Linked DNA regions of Homo sapiens: all the other regions are linked to region 2. Evidence: chromatin loops called from intact Hi-C (ENCODE). Cell type or tissue: dorsolateral prefrontal cortex. All regions are shown on one strand. Links, peaks and the distances in the headings refer to the core of each region. The heading gives the core; the rest is flanking DNA. Region 1 has its middle 39 kb from the start of MIR1270. Region 2 holds the start of LOC102724427 (a long non-coding RNA gene). Region 3 overlaps LOC105372316 (a long non-coding RNA gene).

The links. Peaks named below come from ENCODE experiments on the same cell type or tissue, not always from the same donor. Only the 100,000 strongest peaks of a DNase experiment are listed, where the experiment ranks them.
Region 1: a loop joins it to region 2, with 9 times the contacts of the local background. A loop is called at or near these places in 12 of 110 quality-filtered maps.
Region 3: a loop joins it to region 2, with 6 times the contacts of the local background. A loop is called at or near these places in 8 of 110 quality-filtered maps.

Annotation. Positions count from the first base shown.
Region 1 is chr19:20,356,723-20,363,915 of GRCh38, reverse strand. No RefSeq gene overlaps it. Among named protein-coding and RNA genes, the nearest start is that of MIR1270, 39 kb to the left of the region's middle. RefSeq lists an enhancer at 2,685-3,240. In dorsolateral prefrontal cortex, for the core only: a CTCF peak has its summit at 3,422 (motif pointing right); a DNase peak (open chromatin) is centred at 3,405; H3K4me3 peaks cover 406 bases; H3K27ac peaks cover 884 bases.
Region 2 is chr19:20,243,727-20,250,919 of GRCh38, reverse strand. All of the region lies in intron 1 of LOC105372310 (a long non-coding RNA gene), which reads left to right. LOC102724427 (a long non-coding RNA gene) reads right to left here and starts at 3,357. Exons shown (of 3, transcript XR_936403.3): 1 at 3,221-3,357; 2 at 2,473-2,638. RefSeq lists an enhancer at 2,053-2,858. In dorsolateral prefrontal cortex, for the core only: CTCF peaks have their summits at 3,537 and 3,737 (motif pointing left); a DNase peak (open chromatin) is centred at 3,699.
Region 3 is chr19:20,510,200-20,517,392 of GRCh38, reverse strand. All of the region lies in intron 2 of LOC105372316 (a long non-coding RNA gene), which reads right to left. Among named protein-coding and RNA genes, the nearest start is that of ZNF737, 52 kb to the left of the region's middle. In dorsolateral prefrontal cortex, for the core only: a CTCF peak has its summit at 3,652; no DNase peak of the experiment used is centred there.

The DNA of each region.
Region 1 (7,193 bases), core at 1,383-6,382, 110 kb before region 2:
ACAGGGTAAGGGGCAGGGATGAGGCCACTCGGATCATTTTTAAGGTGGGAGAGTAGCCACAGAGGAACAGAGTAAGGATCTAAATGAAGTAAAGCAGTACAGGTGTAGGTTTCCCTACACAGTGTCCTATTTAAGGGCATGGGAAAAGTTACAGTATGACAAAAGAGGTAAGCAAGGAAATCTGCAGGGTGGCTATTTTCAACCCACCACCAGTTTAACCTAGAGGCAGCCCAGCTCTTGGATGTAGGGTATGACAATCTAAATACCAGCAACCTTCACGCTGCCAGAAATCCCAATCAGGCGAATGTTCTCCACACTCGTTTCCGTAACAACACCTCACTTGTTTCTGACAGAAAAGGCAGGACTGTTGTGGCCAGCCTAAATGATTGATGAGAAATTTAACCTCCTGTGATAAAAAATCAACACTAAGGACCTTGAAGAAGTTCTTACCCAGATGTCTTGGGCAATATCAATGACATGACATACAAAACTTTGACAACCACTGAACAAGACAATAGACACTGAGCAGAGCAATAAATATAAAACAAAAAATTGGCCCTAGGGCATGTAAACAATTATGACAGTTTTTATTAGACAGACAAGGGGAGGGGGTCCCATGATGGGATCATTCAGATGCCCACCTGGCCACTCCCCCTTGGGGGACTTGGGCTCCTCTTAGTACTGGCAGGCTGGTATAAACCCCCGGCTCAGATCAAGCTATGCCTCTTAAGCCTTACGAGGTCACCATGGAACCACAGGTGAGGGCCCACTCAAGCTGTGTAGCTTTCGCCATGGAGCTACAAACTGGAAGACAAGCACAAGCCCTTGTCTTCCACAATCACCCAATCACTCACCATTCACACAGAGTTTATAACAGTTTTGTTTGTTTTTTTTTTCCCGGAGATCTCCAAGAAACCTGAACAAGAGAAGGATGAGAAATAGAAAAAGGGAGAGGGAGAGTGAGAGTGAGAAAGAGAGCAGAGAGTGAGACTAGTCTTTAATGAGACAGAGAGAGAAAGACAGAGAGAGAGAGAGAGAGACTGGCCTGCCAGAAACCAGGACTCAGTCCCCCAGCACCTGGGATATGGACTGAGTCCAGGGCAAAGTCAAGCCTGACTTACCTGACCCCAGGGTCAGAAGTTGAGGACTCAGAGGTGGAATTTTGTGGGCAAACACACGGTAGTCAATCTGCTCTCCTCCGGAAGATGGTCACTTTTAACGGACCTGGAAAAATTTTTCAGGTGGCACCCCCCAATAAGCCAGCCATCTGTCTGGGGGAGCCTGGAGAAAGCCCGGCTCTCACCCGGTGGGGAATATATCTCGCTGGGGCCTCCAAATGTTATACCCGAGCGAGTTAGAAAAACGCCACACTTTGAGATGAATTAAGAGTCCTTTATTTAGCCTGTGGCCAAAGAGATGACTAACACTCAAAATTCTCTCGGCCATGAGGAGGGGGCTTGATTTTCTTTTATACTTTGGTTTAGGAAGGGGAGGGGAGCTCAAATGCAACAATTCTACAGAAGTAAAAACATGCAAAAATTAAAAGGACAAATGATTACAGAGAAACAGACAATTTAAAAGACAAATGTTTACAGAAAAGCAACGGTAGCAGGTGCGGGGGCTCTAAATCCTTCATAAGATGTTAGATATGGGTGCTATGCCGGACACAGACTCAAGGCTTTGTGGTGTTATCTTTTGAGCAAGATCCTGGGAACTTCATACATTGTTTGTTTCAGTACCTTATCAGTTAATTGGACTCTTTTGATATGTTGAGAATCTGTTTACACAAGTTAACTCCTTGAAGAAGGGGGTGGGTAAGGAGTCCTTAACGTCTTATAAATCAAGGGGGCCAGATGGAGTTTGTCTAGCTTTCTCAGCTAAGGGAGAGTTTTTGGTTTGTTTGTTTGTTTGTTTGAGACGGAGTCTGGCTCTGTTGCCCAGGCTGGAGTGCAGTGGTGTGATCTCGGCTCACTGCAAGCTCCACCTCCCGGGTTCATGCCATTCTCCTGCCTCAGCCTCCCCAGTAGCTGGGACTACAAGTGCCCACCACCACGCCTGGCTAATTTTTTGTATTTTTAGTAGAGACGGGGTTTCACCATGTTAGCCAGGATGGTCTCGATCTCCTGACCTCGTGATCCGCCCACCTAGGCCTCCCAAAGTGCTGGGATTGCAGGCGTGAGCCACCGCACCTGGCCCAGGGAGGGTTTTATTCATGTGGAAACAAGGCTAGGTGATTAAGGGAGAAAAAGGGGGAGTCTAAAAACAGGGTTAGTAAAAACAAGGTTGGGCATTACGGGCAAAGCAGTTGTCACTACAGATTGAATGAATTACCTTCATCCACAGGTTTCTGGGTTAAGGATTTTTGATAGGAAGGCTACAGGTTGTCAGTGACCTCAGTGCTTTCGGGCTGCGCCCTTGTTTACACTGACAACAAGGTGGTATTAGAGTGTTATAGAGTCACGGAGAAGACCTTCAATTATCAATTATAGGCTTTAAATTTACCCTGGCTTTTAAAGAAATAGGGTACACTGTTTTTTCTTTACTACTTCTTTCTTTCTCTCTTTGACTTTCTGTCTCTCTCTCTGACTCCCTCTTTGTCTCTGTCTCTTCCTCTCTCTCTCTCTGCCTCTCTTTCTCTCTCTTTCCCCTCTGTCTTTCTCTCTGTCTCATCTCTCTTCTGGTCTTTCCGTGCCTCTCCCAGATGCTTATGCTGCTGTTCTGTCCTCTCCTTCTCCTTCCCCTAGGGGAGGGACCAGCGGGAGTGGAGCTACTCTTTCTTCCCCCAAGATAAAAGGAAAGGGGGGTTGTGTGAGGTTCAACCCTTGAAATTAGCAGAAGCCTCAACCCCTCAAACCAGGGCTGTCTCACCTTGCCTGTCCCGGAAGTCTCAACCCCTGACACCAGAAATGTCTCTCCTTGCCTGTCCCAGAAAGTTAACCTGTTTCCTCCCTTTCCCCCTCTTTCCTTGCGCACTTCCCATTCGTGTTGTTCTCTCTGGCTGCTCCCCCAAGGGAGAATTAGGCCCCTCTTAGTGTTGGCATGTCAGAATAAATCTCATGGCAGGATCCACCCTAAGTCATATGAGGTAGCTACGGAACCACAGAGAGGACCCACTCACTCCATTCAGCAGTAGGACTTGTCACCATCCACACGAACAACATCGCAAGCAGGGTTGTTTGTGATCAATCACGCACAAACACATTTAGCTCTCCAGAATTTGACCACCAATGAAGTACTTTTCTGGCTCCCGCAGCTTCTCCTTCCTGGGTCTGTGCACAGAGTTGTTGCCACAGTATATGAGGATCCTTTAAGCTAGGTTACTGGCCAGTTTTTTTTTCCCCTCGTTGCTGAGAGCTCCGGTTATTTTTCCCACTGAGTGGGTCTGGATTTCTCACCCCTGAGGCCACCACAAGGGGGCAGGGCAAACCTCCTCATGAGAGAGAACCAGAGACCACCCCTGGAGGGGAATGTAATCACAAGCGAACCCCCAAATTGTTATAAATAAAATTTCTGTGCCGCAAAAGAAATAGCACTCGAATATAAAATTTTCTTTTTAATTCTCAGCAAGGCAAGGTAATTCTATAGAAGGGTGTGCCTTTACAAATGGAGCAATGGTGAGTGCACACCTGGACAAGGGAGGGAAAGGGGTTCTTATCCCTGACGCGCATGGCCCCTGTTGCTGTGTCGTTCCCCTATTGGCTAGGGTTAGACTGCATAGGCTAAACTAATTCCACTTAGCTAATTTAAAGACAGTGATTGGGTGAGTGGTTTGGCGGGAAAAAAAATGGTTATGTGGGGAAAAAATGAGTCAGGGCAGAGCAGGTAGCAGGTAATGGGAATGAGTCAGGTTGGAGCAGGTGATTGAAATGAGTCAGGTGGAGCAGGTAATTGAAAAAGTTTGCTTTACGAGGAAGTTAAGTTTATAAGTAGAAGGCAAAGAATTGAACATACTGACATATTGACTCTTTGAAAAGACATTTAGAACTCATATCTAACAGTACCACGTTTCACCACATATAATTTAGCATTAAACTAAGAAATCAAGACAAGATACAGAACCGAGATAGTCACTGTCACAAATTTACCCTGCAAAAAGAGAAACGGATAGTTTGACGAATCTATGTTACTCATCAATTATCTACCACATTTTCCAGTGGAAATACATTCATTTTCTACAGTCAAAATGGAAGAAAGATCTTCTGTATTCTGTTTTTGTTTTGTTTTGTTTTTTTGAGACAGAGTCTCATTCTTTTGCCCAGTCTGGAGTGCAGTGGTACGATCTCGGCTCACTGCAACCTCCGCCTCCCAGGTTCAAGCAATTCTCTGCCTCAGCCTCCTGAGTATCTGAGATTACAGGCTTTCACATGCGTCCATGTGAAGAGACCACCAAACAGGCTTTGTGTGAGCAATAAAGCTTTTTAATCACCTGGGTTCAGGTGGGCTGCGTCTGAAAATGGAGTCAGCAAAAGGAGATAGGGGTGGGGCCATTTTATAGGATTTGGGTGGGTAGTGGAAAATTACAGTCAAAGGGGGTTTTTCTCTTGTGGGCAGGGGCGGGGGTAACAAGGTGCTCAGTTGGGAAGCCTCTGAACGAAGAGAAGGAATTTCACAAGATAATGTCACCAGTTAAGGCAGGAACCGGCCATTTTCTCTTTTGTGATTCTTCACTTGCTTCAGGCCATCTGGATGTATACGTGCAAATCACAGGGGATACAATGACTTAGCTTGGGCTCAGAGGCCTGACGCAGGCCTCCACCACCATGCCTGGCTAACTTTTCTATTTTTAGTAGAGATGGGGTTTCACTATCTTGGCCAGGCTGGTCTTAAACTCCTGACCTCGTGATCCACCCACCATGACCTCCCAAAGTGCTGGGATTACAGGCTTGAGCCATCATGCCTGGCCAAAGGCCCAGTTAGTTTTTGTTTTATGCTTCATGAAGGATACAAAAGTATTTGAAGCCGAATTCACCAAGCAGAAGAAAGGATATCAGAGTTTGAATAGCACCTTGTCAAAATTAGGCATGCAGGCAAGATTAAGGAAAAAAGAATAATAAGAAACAAATAAAGCCTCTGAAAAATATGGTGTTCTGTTCAGGAAACTCATGAGGGGAGAAAGAAAGACACACACACAATACCTTTAAGGGTAAAGAAGCTTTATCTTATGTAAATGGCAATGCAGATATAATAAGCAAATTGATATAATAAGAAAATTGCAATGGAAAGGGGAGAAGGGAAAAGTGATATATATACACACACACACACATATATACACACACATGACCACACACACGTATATGTATATATGTATATATGTATTATGTATATATGTATATATGTATATATGTATTATGTATATATGTATATATGTATATATGTATATGTATATATGTATATGTACATATATGTATATATACCTATATATGTATATATGCACATACGTATATACGTATATATGTATATATGCACATACGTATATATGTATATATACATATACGTATATACATATATGTATATACGTATATGTACATATATGTGTGTGTATATATGTGTGTGTGTGTGTGTGTGTGTATGTTTACACTCACCAGACTATGGAGGATTCCTCACCAGACCAGGAAGCAACAGTATGGGCTCCAGAGTCAGACAAAAACACTCATCAGACTATGGAGGATTCACCACCACACCGGGAAGTGATAGCCTGGGCTCCAGAGTCGGACACTCAACCGTGCACAGATGAGGAGAGGTCTCCTGAAGCTAGGGCAGTCTGCGGCCCTAGCTCTTTTTGTAACAACTTGTTTGGCATGAGGCCCAGTCACGAGGGCCCTTTGTGAATGGGCTCCAGGAACACAAATAGGTGAACTTGTTTTTTTGCAATTGTCTATTGTTTTTCAATAACTAACGTAGAGGAATAGATTAAAATAGAGATGTAAAAGTAAAGTAGAGGTTTCTCTTCAAAGACTTTCCTCCCCATCTAATTAGGAGTAAATAGTAACTTCTCTTAGAAGTAAAATGTATTGAAAGACCTGTGCTAATATTCTTAAATATCTGCTAGCCATAATAAAGAAATCAATGTACTTTATGTTCTTAGCTCCCACTGTTTAGCCTAAATATTTGCTCTGGCATGTTTATACTGGTCCAAGCAAGCATTAGGTCATAGCCTGTTCCTCTTCCTTATTTGAAGGTGTTTTTACCTTTCTCAGCATTCTACAAGTTACTTCCTCCTTCCTCTGTTCTCCTCTGCGTTTGCCTCTTTTAAAAAGTTCTACATTGCTAGCCAATCGAGACAAATACAGAATGTGAGGTCCAGTCCCAGCCAGTGAAAACAACACAGGAGTAGAGTTGATGCATCTGGTTATAAGTGACCCTGTCTCCTTTGTTCGGTGTACACTCATGGCAAAACTGCTGGTAAGTGTACCCTTTCTGCAGAAAGTAAAAATGGCCTTACTGAGTAAATTAAATTTATGTTCAAGTGCTATTTCTTTATGGCACCAAGGAACAAGCATTTCAAACAGAGATTTCTCAAAAATAGTGCTGGATGAATGCCTCAAGGGGCTCACATAACCTGTCCCAGGACTTGGTAACCATTGTTTGTGTCCATGTTCAATTGAGTTGAAATTTAACGTTTAATATTTTCTCCACAAATTCTCCTGTATTGATGAATGGGCTCTGTCTAGGCAAAGGGCAAGGTGAACGCCTTAGGCCATTACACAATCTCTGCCTACTAGGTTCAAGTGATTCTCCTGCCCCAGCCTCCGGAGTAGCTGGGACTACAGGTGTGTACCACCACACCTGGCTAATTTTTTGTATTTTTATTTATTTATTTATTTTTTTGAGACAGAGTTTCACTCTTGTTGCCCAGGCTGGTGTGCAGTGGCACGATCTTGGCTCACTGCAACCTCTGCCTCCTGAGTTCAAGTGATCCTCCTGCCTCAGCCTCCCGAGTAACTGGGTTTACAGGCGCCTTCCACCATGCTGGTCTTGAATTCCTGTCCTCAAACTCCTGACCTCAGGTGATCCATCTGTCTCGGCCTCCCAAAGTGCTGGGATTACAGGGGTGAGCCATGGCACCTGGCCACCATGGCATTTTTGATCCAGGTGTTTCTTGCCAAGAACCCACAAGTCTCTACAAGTCTCCTGGCATATCCCCACCCCCAGACACTGAATCTGCAGCAGCAACCTGTTTTCTCCACCACCCT
Region 2 (7,193 bases), core at 1,323-6,322:
GGAAAAGCAGCCAGATTGTGCAGTCTCTTTTTCGTTTGTCTTGTTTTGTTTTTTTGTGATGGAGTCTCACTCTGTTGCCCAGGCTGGGGTGCAATGGCACGATCTTGGCTCACGGCAAGCTCCGTCTTCTGGGTTCAAGTGATTCTTTGGCCTCAGCCTCCCAAGTAGCTGTGATTATAGGTGCCCAACAACCCCCCTGGCTAATTTTTGTATTTTTAGTAAAGACGAGGTTTCACCATGTTGGTCAGGCTAATCTCGAATTTCTGACCTCAGGTGATCCACTGCCTTAGCCTCCCAAAGTTCTGAGATTACAGGCATGAGCCAATGTGCCCAGCCTGTGCAGTCTCTTATATGCCATGAAGAGGACTTTGGCTCTCACTGTGAACTTGAAGGAAGCTCACCAAAAGAAAAGTGGAATCCTTAGAGAATTTAAAATCATAAGACAGAAGATGCCCCTTTGTAGGAGCAAAATTAAATAAATAAATAAACAAATAACACAGCTGCCCAGGAACTATTTCCTTTGGAACACAGCTTCCTGAATCACATTTTAAAAACTTGCTTTCTCATTGACCTTGGGACCTCTTATCTCTGTCGTCTCTTGTATTCATTTTCACTCACACCTACTTGGGGGTTTGGCAATCATCTCATGTCTCTTCATAGTCAAGGGTTTTTTTCCTTGCTCCAGACAGGTGATCAGGTCTGGCTTAGGACAACAATACCTGTTTTATTAAAAATAAATAACATGAGTCTTGCTCATATTCTCCAATTATAAGCACATTACTAAATGTGCTCAGCAGAGCAGATATAATAAAATATTCTAGTAAATTAATACCAAAATACTAATTCATAACAGAAATTTATAAATATTTAGAAAATACTTTCAGCCAGGTGCAGTGGCTCACACCTGTAATCCTAGCACGTTGGGAGGCTGAGGTGGTGGATAACCTGAGGTCAGGAGTTCAAGACCAGCCTTACCATCATAGAGAAACCCCATCTCTACTAAAAATACAAAAAATTAGCCGGGCATGGTGGCACAGGCCTCTAATCCCAGCTACTCAGGAGGCTGAGGCAAGAGAATTGCTTGAACCCAGGAAGTGGATGTTGTGGTGAGCGGAGATCATACCATTGCACTCCAGCCTGGGCAACAAGAGTGAAACTCTTCAAAAAAAAAAAAAAAAAAAAGGAAAAAAAAAGAAGGAAAGAAGAAAGAAAGAAAGAGAGAAAGAGAGAGAGAAAGAAAGAAGAAAGAAAGAGAAAGAAAGAAACAAAGAAACAAAGAAGGAAAGAAAGAAAGAAAGAAAGAAAGAAAGAAAGAAAGAAAGAAAGAAAGAAAGAAAGAAAGAAAGAAAAAGAGAAAGAAAGAAAAAAAAAGGAAGGAAGAATACTTTCAATATGCCGGTTTCTTAATTTTACTATCTGGTACTACTGAATCAAAAATTGGTGGTGGCAATTAGATTTTCAGGTGGGGCAACAATATTTTATGCCACTAAGTTTCTGGAATTACCACTAATTTAGAGTGAAGAATACAGCTCAACTCAGGAATGTGGAAAGTCTGGATTAAGATGAAACATCTTGAAGAAATTCTTTTCTAAATGAACAAATTCTGAAGATTTTCTGGAAAAAGTGGATCTGAAACTCTTTTATGAAAAGAATAAATTACTAAAAAAATTCTGCAAAAAAAGAGAAATAAAATCTTTAGGGTATATTATGAATTATGTATTCAGGTTATCCTCACCAAGGAAGACCAGGTTTCTGTGGTTCTCTAAAATCACATCCCTATATAAATTCCACTGTGCAGTGTCCAGGCAATGCCACTCCTCCAGAGAGAATTCTGTGGCCACATCCCTAAATTGCAGTGGTCCCTGAAACACACACACACACACCTTTACTTAAATGGCCATGAGCAGAATTTTCAATTTGACTTAAGGTGAAATGCGAGCATAAAGAGAACTGGTTCTGACTTATAGGATGACTAAAATTATCCAATAAAATAGTTTTCAACACAGAAATATTCTCTAATATATTCTCTAACTCTGAGAAAAAAGAGCAGCATAAGATCCGCCACATCGGTTCATATATATTTTTCTAGATAATAAAGTATAAAATTGAGGGCATGAACAAGAACACATACAGTTTTGAGTGCTATATTTACATCATACAGAATGAGTTGTGAATATTTTTCTGTGGGGAAAAGAAAGAGAGATCAGATTGTTAATGTGTCCATATAGAAAGTAGACATAAGAGACTCCATTTTAATCTGCAACCCTATCCCCAGCCCTGTGCTCCCTGAGACATGTGCTGTGTCAACTCAGGGTTAAATGGATTAAGGGCTGTGCAAGATGTGCTTTGTTAAACAAATGCTTGAAGGCAGCATGCTCCTTAAGAGTCATCACCACTCCCTAATCTCAAGTACCCAGGGACACAAACACTTCTCAGAATCACTTTGCAGGGGTTGTCTGGGCTCAGTCTCACCTCCCAGGTTTCAGAGGCTGCAGGTTTTATTCAGCTATGGTGGATCCAGGCTGGGATTCCTTCTACCTTTACAGCTGTGGGGGGGTGGTCAAGATGATGGTCTGGGCTCCTTTCCACCGTGGTCGCAAGGGGGATGTGTTCCAATCTTTGATCCACACTCAATCACCTGGGGAGAAAGGGTGAATTGGGGAGAATAAGCTGATGGGGCACCTCTCATTTACACAGGCTGAAATTGTTTGAGTAAATTTCCTAAGGCCTGTAGCTGTAGCTGTCACTGTAACTCAATTTCACCTAACTCTTGTGGAGTGCCTGGGAGTCCCTGTAATATAGGAAGGGGCCTATGATATAATATTTCATAGGGAGAATATCCTGTTCTCTTTGAAGGGTTGCATCAATCTTGAACAGTACCAGGGTTAAAAGTACCGCTTTAATCCTGTTTTCTGACATACTTTCCCTAAACTGTTTTTGATTGTCTGATTCATCCACTCCACCTTTCCGAACTCTGCGGTTGGTAGGCTGCATGCAGTGTCCATGTGATCTCCTATACCTTTGATGTTTACTGTACCAAGTCAGCCACACATGCTGGCCTGTTGTCCAAGCTGATCCATAAGGGCAGTCCAAACCTGGGAATAAGATCTTGAAGAAGCACACGGGTTGCCTCATGAGCTTTCTCAGTTCATGTTGGATAAGCCTCTACCCACCCAGAGTAGGTACCAGGTACAGAGTAGAACTAGTAAATACTTATTACCTCCACGCTTTGGCATTTCTGTGAAGTTCACTTGGAGATCTTCAAAGGGGGCTGCTCCATATGTCTGTATACCTGGCAGAACGGCTGGACCCTGTCTTGCATTGTGCTGTCGGCAGATAACACATCGCTGCGCTACTGTTTTGGCAAGAGCTGATAAATGGGAGATGTAAAAATACCGGCCTAACAACTTTTCAAGTGATTCCTGACCTAGATGGGTAGTTAAATGCACAGCCAGTACAACCTCTGCTCCAAGTAGCTGTGGCACAGCTATTCTCCCATCCGATACCTGGATCCATCCTTCCTTTATTACCTGTCCCCCTTCCACTTGGAAAAAGTTTTTTTCTCCCTTAGAATAGGTAGGTAAAAGTTCAGGTTCTTGAGGGAGAAAGGGGGCTGTGATTGATGCCCGGTAAGGGGTGGATGCTGCCTTTTGAGCCTCCGAGTCCACTCAGGAGTTCCCTAAAGCAACTGTAGTAGGAGTTCACTGGTGTCCTCTGCAGTGCGTGACTGCCATCTTCTGGGGCTTCCACACTGCCTCTAATAATTGCAAGATTTCTTGCTGATACTTTATATCTTTTCCCCCAGAGTTTAACAGGCCTGTTTCTTTATATAATGCTTTATGCACTTGGAGGGTTAAAAAGGCATATCGAGAGTCAGTGTAAATGTTCACAGTCTCACTTAGCTCTAGGGCCCAAGTTAAAGCAATGAGTTCGGCCTCCTGGGCTGAAGAACCCTGGAGGCAATTATTTGGCTTCAATAAAAGCATCCAGAGGTGCATATCCTGCACACCTCTCTCCTTGTGGGTTGATGAAGCTGCTCCCATCCACATATAACTCCAAGTCTACTGATGTCCAAGGCTGGTCCCATAGGTCAGGTTTGCTAACCTGAGCAAACTGAGTGCAACACCTCTATATAGTTATGCTCAACAGGGCTCTCTGATACCGGGAGCAGGGTGGTGGGGTTCAGGCTGTTACAAACTTCAATGGTTATGCAGAGACTTTTACAGAGCAAGCTTTGGTACTTGGTTAGTCTAGCGTTCGTTAGCCAATGATATCCTTTGGTATTCATTAAAGTCACCACAGCATGAGGTGTTTTATGTTTAGGTTTTGCCCAAGAGTTAATTTATCTGTTTCTTGTGCTAGCAGGGCAGTTGCTGCTAAGGCTCTCAAACACGGGGGCCAAACTTTAGAAACCCTGTCCAGTTGTTTAGATAGGTAGGCCACCAGCCTTAGCCAGGGCCCCACAGCCTGGATCAAAACCCCAATTGCCATTTTTTCTCTCTCTGACACATATAGTGTAAATGGCTTTGACAGGTCAGGCAGACCCAGGGCTGGGGCTGACATGAGTTACTCTTTTAATTCATGGAAGGCTTGCTGCTGTTGAGACCCCCATTCAAAAGTTTCCTGGATGCCCCCCTTTGTGACTTGGTACAGAGGTTTGGCCAGTACTGCAAAGTTTGGGATCCATAACCTGCAGATCCCCACAGCTCCTAAGAACTCTCTCACCTGCCTCCTGGTCTTAGGTTCTGGTAGGTTGCAAATGACCTGCTTTCTTTACAGTAAGCACACCGGTTACGCTGCAGACGTGGTCAGTCAGACTGTGTGTTTTCCCCGGGGTCCCCCATTCCTCAGCCCTTTGGGGGAACCCCTTTAATAGCTGTGGCTGGCAGGTCAGCATTTCACCGGGCTTGGCGCTCACTTTCTTTACGGCTTTCTCTACGACCCGTCGCATCTCTATTCACAAACGCCTGATTGGCTATTTCTAATAACTGAAGTGTTCATACCTGCAAACCCAGTCTGTTTCTGAAGCTTTCTTCTAATATCTTCGGCGCTTTGACTAACTAAAGCCACATTAATCATGCACTGATTTTCAGGGCTATCTGAATCAAAGGGAGTATACATACGATATGCCTCACATAGTCTCTCATAAAATTGTGCTGGACTCTCTTCTTTTCCTTGAATGACCTCGGAGACTTTGTTAACATTTGTGGCCTTCTGGGCTCCCTTTTTTAACCCTTCTAGGAGGGCCTCCCTATATCATTTTAGTCTTTTCATGTCTGGCCCTTCATTTGGGTCCCACTGGGAGTCTGTTCCTGGTAATTGGAACCTTACATACTCTTGGACATTTTGGTAATTGGCCAGAGCATGTTCCTCCAGCCACTTAGTTGCTGCCTGGAGCACCCTTCACCTTCCATCTGTGTTAAAGAGGTACATGAGCAGTTGGTGGCAATCAGCCCAAGTAGGGTTATGAGTCTGGATAATAGTTTGGAGCAAATCAAAGCTTGAGGCTTTTCAGTATAAGATGGGGTATTGTTCTTCCAATTGAGGAGATCAGCAGAGGTGAAAGGTTGATACACAAAGGCATGACTTTTTACCACATGCCTGTCCTCATCTACTCCAGTATATCACTGCTCCCTCAGGGGCATCTGTGTTCCAGTCTTAGGTCCTAAATGAGCCACCAAGGGAGGGGTTTCTCCCATGGCTTCACATCCTCTCTTGTTTACTCTGGGTGGTCTAGGGGTGTGTGTGTCCTGTGGAGGCACAGGTGCTGTGGGCTCAGAAGTGGGGGTCTCTCATCTCGATAAGGGGGAGGCATCACTGGTGCCATTTCCTGCCATGAGTCTTCTGATATGGGGTCAGACAGAACTTTAGGAACCGACTTCCCTCGATGGGTGGAGTGGGATTCTTCTTGGCTACCTGTCCTTTGCCACTAACACTGCTGCTGCCTGTCCTCTCAACCACTGTGGGGGGGTCTAAAACTAGCTGTAACCAAGTGTCTATGTACGGGAACTGGTCTGGGTATCCTGGCTTACAAGATATCTTGTGCAATACCTTTGAAACAAGGGACCTGTCCAGGCTTCCTTCTGATGTCCAACCCACTTCTAATGCTGGCCAATCTATTTCACATAAAGATCTAAGTTTCTCTGGTGTCATGGTAACCCCATAGTCTCCTGTAAATCCCTTCTTGAAATTTTTCAGCATAGTTCCAAGTGGGGTAGGCTTACTTTGTGTCTGACCCATTTTTCTCTAGAGACAAGACAAAACTCACACTACAAGAAGGAAAGGGTAAAAGGTCACACACTTGCCTAATTCACACTGTATCAAAATCAAAACCAAAACCATGGTGCCAAGCAATTTAAGCCAAGACAAAATCAAAACCAAAACCAAAATGCCGATAAAGGCACGTCATGGGTGATCAGGCCATGCTTCCCCTCAAATGGAGTGAGCAAGTTTCTAAGACCGGTCTTACCATGTTCCAGATGTCCAGACTCAAGTTGCCAGTTCCTTCCCAGTGTTCAGCCACTGCATTGATCCTCCACAGGGGCCTCCCATGCACTGCACTGACAAGGCATTCCACCAGGGCAATTGCCTACCTGGGAGCACTCTCAGGATCCGTGTCTCTCAGGCTGGCTGGAGTCCCCTACGGGGATGCTCCACAGGACAGGCCTAAGTCACCTAAAAGACTGCCTTGACCAACCACTAATCACCTCACTTCCCAGTCAGGGAACCAAGAAATGTAGCAGGACGAGCCACAGACAAACTCCTCAGACACCAGGTTAAAGAAGGAAGAGGCTTTATTCGGCCAGGAGCATCAGGAGACTTGCGTCTCAAAAGCCGGCTCCCTGAGACAGAAATTTCTGTCCCTTTTAAGGGCTTACAACTCTAAAGGAGTCCACGTGAAAGGGTCATGATTGATTGAGCAAGCATGGGGTACATAACTGAGCGTGTATGCATCGGTAATCCGGACAGAACAGAAAATTTCACAATGCTTCCTCATACAATGCCTGAAATCTATGGATAATACAAGCAGTTAGGTCAGGAGCTGATTTTTAACTACCAGCCCTGGGGAGTGGCCAGGAGCTGTCTAACTATTGATCTCATTTCTGACTTTCTTTAGCTTTTGCTTCCTCTTTTCTTTTTCTGAGGCTTGAGACAAGCAGAAAGGTGGTCTCCTTCCTTACAGTGTCAGGGGA
Region 3 (7,193 bases), core at 861-5,860, 270 kb before region 2:
AGCCTGAACAGGTCCCTTGTATTGAAGGTATGGCACAGTGTAACCTACAAGCCAGGGCACCCCGATCAGTTCCTGTATAAAGATTCTCGGTTAGAGCTAGTTTTGGACCCCCCACAGTAGTTAAGAGGACAGGCAGCAGCAGTACTAGTAGCAAAGGGACAGTTAGTTAAGGAAGGTTCTCACTCCACCTGCTGAGGGAAGCCGGCACCAAAAGCCCTGTCTGACCCAATACCAGAAGAATCATGGTCAGAATTGCAAGAGGAAGGGCTTCCCACTCCTGAGCCCACAGCACCCACACCTCCACCAGATAGCCACACTCCTAGACCACCCAGAGTAGACAAAAGAGGAAGTGAAGCCACGGGAGAAACTCCTCCCTTGGCAGCTCACTTACGGCCCAAGACTGGAATCCAAATGCCCCTGAGACAGCAGTGATATACTGGGGTAGATGAGGATGGACACATGGTGGAAAGGCGTGACTTTGTGTATCAACCTTTCACCTCTGCTGACCTCATCAATTGGAAAAATAATACTGCTGCTTACACTGAAAAGCCTCAAGCTTTAATTGACTTGCTCCAAACTATTATACACACTCATAATCCTACTTGGGCTGATTGCCACCAGCTGTTCATGTACCTCTTTGATGAAAGGCTAAGGGTGCTCCGGGTGGCAACTAAGTGGCCAGAGGAGCACATCCCAGTGGATTACCAAAATCCCCAAGAATATATAAGAATTCAGCTGCCAGGAACAGACCCCCAATGGGACCTGAACTAGTGACCAGACATGGAGAGGCTAAGACAGTACCATGATGCATGAATAGAAGGTCTAAAGAAAGGGGCTTAAAAGGCTACAAGTGTAAATAAGATCTCTGAGGTCATCCAAGAAAAAGAGGAGAGTCCAGCGCAATTCTATGAAAGACGGTGTGAGGCTTACAGTATGTACACTCATTTTGATCCAGATAGCCCTGAAAATCAGCACATGATCAACATGGCCTTAGTTAGTCAAAGCGTGGAAGATATCAGGAGAAAACTGCAGAAACAGGCTGGGCTTAAGTGTATGAATATCTCACAGTTACTGGAAATAGCCAATCAAGTGTTTGAATAGAGATGCAACAAGCCACAGAGAAAGCCGTAAGGAAGGTGAAAGCCAGGCCAGGCGAAACGCCAACTTACTGGCTGTGGCCATCAGGGGAATTCCCCCAAAAGGAGAGGGAAAGGGGGGTTCTGGGAATAATACCCTGTCTAATCACCCACGCTTGCAATGTAACCAATGCGCCTATTGTAAGAAAATGGGACATTGGAAAAATAAGTGTCCCCAACTGAAGGAAAAGCAACATGATTCAGAACAAAAGACCTCAGATAAAGATGAGGGAGCTTTATTCAATCTGGCTGAAGGGCTATTGGACTGAAGGGGACTGGGCTCAATCACCCCCAAGGAGCCCACGGTCAGGATTACAATTGGGGGCAAAGATATTAAGTTTTTGGTTGATACAGGTGTTGAACATTTGGTATTGACCACCCCGGTCACCCCCTTGTCCAAGAAAACCATTGATATAATCCGAGCAACAGGAGTTTCTACTAAGTAGACTTACTGTCTGCCACGGACCTACTCGGTGGCAAGACATGAAGTAGTTCACCAGTTCTTGTACATGCCTGGCTGTTCCTTGCCCTTGCTGGGAAGAGACTTGCTTAGCAAGCTGACAGCCACCATCTCCTTTACAAAACACGGCTCTTTACAGCTAAAGTTACTGGGAACAGGAGTTATCATTGTCCTTACAGTCCCCTGGGAAGAAGAATGGGAAGAGATACAACCAGCTCTAGCTGAGCGTTGGTCTTGAGAATGGACAGAGGATAATCCTCCAGGACTGGCGGCCAACCAAGCCCCCATACTCATAGAAGTTAAGCCTGGGCCCAACTGATTAGATGAAAGCAGTATCCCTTCCCAGGGAAGCTCTCGAAGGAATCCGGGTTCATCTCAGGTGCTTCAAAGCCTATGGAATTATAGTTCTTTGCCAGTGTCCATGGAACACCCCCCTCCTGCCAGTCCCTAAGCCAGGGACCAAGGACTACCAACCAGTACAGGACTTGCGCTTGGTCAACCAAGCTACAGTGACTCTGCACCCAACAGTTCCTAACCCTTACACGTTGTTAGGGCTGCTGCCGGCTGAGGACATCTGGTTTACCCATCTGGACTTAAAAGATGCCATCTGTAGCATCAGAATAGCTCCTGAGAGCCAGAAGCTGTTTGCGTTTCGGTGGGAAGATCTACAGTCAGGTGTCACTACTCAGTACACTTGGAACTGGCTTCCCCAAGGGTTCAAGAACTCCCTTACTATCTTCGGGGAGGCTCTGACTTGAGACTTGCAAAAGTTTCCTGCTAAAGACCTAAGCTATGTCTTGCTCCTGTACGTGGATGACCTTCTGCTGGGACACTCCATGGCAGTTGGGTGCTCAAAAGGGTTGATGCCCTGTTTCAGCACCTGGAGGACTGTGGGTATAAGGTGCCCAAGAAGAAATCTCAGATCTGCAGACAGCAGGTACGCTACCTGGGATTCACTATTTGGAAAGGGGAGCACAGCCTGTGGTCAGAAAGAAAGCAGGTCATCTGCAGCCTACCGGAACCTAAAACCAGAAGGCAAGTAAGGGAATTCCTGGGAGCTGTGGGGTTTTGCACATTATGGATTCCAAACTTTGCAGTGCTAGCCAAACCTTTGTACGGCATTACAAAGGGGGGCAACTGGGAGCCTTTTGAATGGGGGCCTCTACAACAGCAAGCCTTTTGTAAGTTAAAGGAAAAACTTACATTGGTCCCAGCCCTGGGACTACCAGATTTGACAAAGCCTTTTGCACTCTATGTGTCAGAAAGAGAAACAATGGCAGTTGGAGTTTTAACCCAGACTGTGGGGTCCTGGCCAAGGCCAGTGGCCTATCTCTCAAAACAACTAGATGGGGTCTCCAAAGGCTGGCCACCATGTGTAAGGGCCCTGGCAGCAACAGCCCTGTTAGCACAAGAAGCAGATAAACTAACCCTTGGGCCAAATCTGAATATAAAAGCCCCCATGCTGTGGTAACTTTGATGAACACCAAAGGACACCATTGGCTAACAAATGCTAGATTAACCAAGTACCAAAGCTTGCTATGTGAAAATCCCCACATAAACATTGAAGTCTGTAACACCCTAAATCCCACCACCCTGCTCCCAGTATCAGAGAGCCCAGTCGAGCATAACTGTGTAGAGGTGTTGGACTCAGTTTATTCTAGCAGACCTGACCTTAGGGACCAGCCATGGGCATCAGTAGACTTGGAGTTATATTTGGACGGGAGTAGCTTCATCAACCCACAAGGAGAAAGATGTGCAGAATATGCGGTGGTAACTTTGGATGCTGTCATTGAAACCAAACCATTGCCACAGGGCACTTCAGCCCAGAAGGCTGAGCTCACTGCTTTAACTCGAGCTCTAGAACTCAGTGAAGGTAAGACTGTAAATATCTACATTGACTCTAGACATGCCTTTCTAACCCTCCAAGTGCATGGAGCATTATATAAGGAAAAGGGCCTGTTAAACTCTGGGGGAAAGGACATAAAATATCAACAAGAAATTCTACAATTATTGGAGGCAGTGTGGAAACCTCAGAAGGTGGCAGTCATGCACTGCAGGGAATACCAGTGAGGCTCCACCTCAGTGGCCTTAGGAAACTCCCGAGCTGACTCAGAAGCTCGAAAAGCAGCATCTACCCCATACTAGGCATCAGTAGCAGCCCCCTTACTCCCTCAAATACCTGACCTGGTACCTACCTAAGAAAGAAAAAGACTTCTTCCACACAGAAGGGGGCAAGTAATAAAAGGAGGATGGATCAGACTGCCAGATGGGAGAGTAGCTGTGCTGCAGTTGCTGGGAGCCACAATTGTATTGGCCATGCATGAAACCACTCATCTAGGTCAAGAGTCATTTGAAAAATTGTTAGGCTGGTACTTCTACATCTCACGCTTCCCAGCCCTTGCCAAAGCAGTACCAAACAGTGCGTTACTTGCCGACAGCACAATATGAGGCAATGTCTCACTGTTCTGCCTGGCATACAAGCTTATGTAGCAGCTCCTTTTCAGGATCCTCAGGTGGATTTCACAGAAATGTGCAGGTAACAAGTATTTGCTGGTTCCTGTGTGTACTTACTCTGGGTGGGTGGAGGCTTATCCAAAAAGAACTGAAAAGGCCCCCAAGGTAACCTGTGTGCTTCTCTGAGATCTTATTCCTAGGTTTGGACTGCCCTTATGAATCGGCTCAGATAATGGGCCAGTGTTTGTGGCTGACTTGGTACAGAAGACAGCAAAGGCATTAGGAATCACTTGGAAGCTACATGCCACCTACCGACCTCAGAGTTCCGGAAAGGTCGAGCCAATGATTCGGACTATTAAAAATAGTTTAGGGAAAGTATGTCAGGAAGCAGGATTAAAGTGGATACAGGCCCTTCCTATGGTATTGTTTAAAATTAGATGCACTCCTTCTAAGAAAACAGGATACTCCCCTTATGAAATACTGTATCATAGACCTCCTCCTATACTATGGGGGCTTCCAGGCATTCCCTGAGAGTTAGGTGAAATTGAATTACAGTGACAGCTACAGGCTTTAGGAAAAATTACACAAACAATCTCAACTTGGGTAAATGAGAGATGTCCCATCAGCTTATTCTCCCCAGTTCACCTTTTCTCTCCAGGTGATTGCATTTGGATCAAAGACTGCAACATAGCCCCTTTGAGGCCACGGTGGAAAGGACCTCAGACCGTCATCCTGACCACCCCCACAGCTGTAAAGGTAGAAGGAATCCCAGCCTGGATCCACCACAGCTGTGTGAAACCTGCAGCCGCTGAAACCTGGGAGGCAAAACCGAGCCCGGACACCCCCTACAAAGTGACTCTGAGGAGGACGACAAGCCCTGCTCCAGTCACACCCAGAAGCTGACTGGTCTATGCACGGCCAAAGCATGAGGAGGATCATCGTGGGACTCATCTTCCTTATAATTTGGGCTTGTATAGTAAAAACTTCCACTGATTTTCCCCACATGGAGGACTGCTCTCAGTGTATACATCAGGTTACCGAGGTAGGGCAACAAGTTAAAACAATCTTTCTGTTCTATAGTTACTATGAATGTCTAGGGACTTTAAAAGGAACATGCTTATATAATGGCACTCAGTACAAGGTATGTAGCCCAGGAAAAGACTGGCCAGATGTGTGTTATGACCGTTCTGAGCCTCCCATGTCCACAGTTTTTTAACAAAGATTAAGGACTGAAGTCTGGTGGGGACTCATAAATGATACAAGTAAAGTATTGACCACAACAGAATAAAAAGGGGTGCCCAAACGCATAATCTTGAGATTTGATGCCAGTGCTGTCATTAATAGCAATAAGTTAGGAAGGCAAGGTCGCTCTTTTAGTTGGGAAAAAGGCTATATGACTGAAAAAAAGTACATTTGTCATGAATTAGGATTGTGTGGCAATGAATGTGGATATTGGTCTTGTGTCACTTGGGCAACTTGGATAAAAAATGAAAAGGATCCAGTCCACTTTCAGGAAGGAAAAAATAGCCTTTCCTGTATTAAGGGAAAATGTAACCCCACAGAGCTAGTAATAACAAATCCCCTTGATCCTCACTGGAAAAAAGAGGAGTGTGTGACCTTAGGAATTGACGGGTCTGGATGGGATCCTCAAGTAAATATCTTAGTTTGAGGAGAAGTTTACAAACGCTCTCCTGAGACAGTGTTTCAAACTTCCTATGATGAACTAAATGTACCAGTACCAAAAATTCCCAGAAAAACAAGAAATTTGTTTTTGCAATTATCTGAGCACATAGCCCAGTCTCTCAATAACACTTCATGTTATGTGTGTGGAGGAACTGTAATGGGAGATCATTGGCCATGGGAAGCCCAAGGATTAGTACCTATAGACCCAGTTCCTGTTGAATTCCTGGCTCAAAAGAATCACCCTGATAATTTCTGGGCCCTAAAAGCCTCAATTATTGGACAATATTGCATAGCTAGAGAAGGAAAATAATTCACTCATCCCATAGGACAACTTATTTGTCTGGGACATAAATTGTATAATGGTACCACAAAAACAGTCACTTGGTACAGTTCAAATCACACAGAAAGGAATCCATTTAGTAAATTCCCAAAGTTGCAAACCGTGTAGACCCACCCAGAGTCCCACCAGGACTGGACAGCCCCCACTGGATTATACTGGATATGTGGGCATAGAGCTTATGCCAAATTACCCAACCAGTGGGCAGGTAGTTGTGTTATTGGCACTATTAAACAATCTTTCTTCCTATTGCCCATAAAGACAGGTGAACTCCTGGCTTCCCTGTCTATGCTTCTCATGAAAAGAGAAGCATAGCCATAGGGAATTGGCAAGATGATGAATGGCTCCCTGAGAGAATCACACAATATTATGGGCCTGCTACTTGGGCACAATACGGCTCGTGGGGATACTACAACCCCATTTACATGCTCAACCAAATGATATGGTTACAAGCTGTCTTAGAAATAACCACTAATAAAACTGGCAGAGCCTTGACTATTCTGGCCTGGCAAGAAACTCAGATGAGAAATCCTACCTATCAAGATAGATTGGCTCTCGACTACTTACTAGCAGCTGAAGGAGGGGTCTGTGGGAAATTTAACCTTACTAATTGAGGTCTACACATAGATGACCAAGGGCAAGTAATTGAAGACATAGTTAGAGATATGACAAAACTGGCACATGTGCCTGTGCAAATGTGGCATGGATTTGATCCTGGTGCCAAGTTTAGAAAATGGTTTCCAGTGCTAGGAGCATTTAAAACTGTTATAATAAGAGTTATAATAGTAATAGGAACCTGCTTACTGCTCCCTTGTTTGCTACCTGTACTTTTTCAAATGATAAAAAGCTTCACTGCTACCTTAGTTCACCAAAATGTTTCAGCACAAGTGTACTATTTGAATCACTATCGATCTGCCTTGTAAGAAGACACGGGTAGCCAGAATGAAAGTGAGAACTCCCACTACTGAGATTCTCAAAGGGGGGGAATAGGGAGGAGACCACCCCTCATATTGTCTTATGCCCAATTTCTGCCTCCAAAGAAAGCAGTAAAAACTAAAAAGCAGAAATGAAATCCATAAGCAGACAACCCTGACCTAATCAGTTATTTGTACAAGAAAAGCAC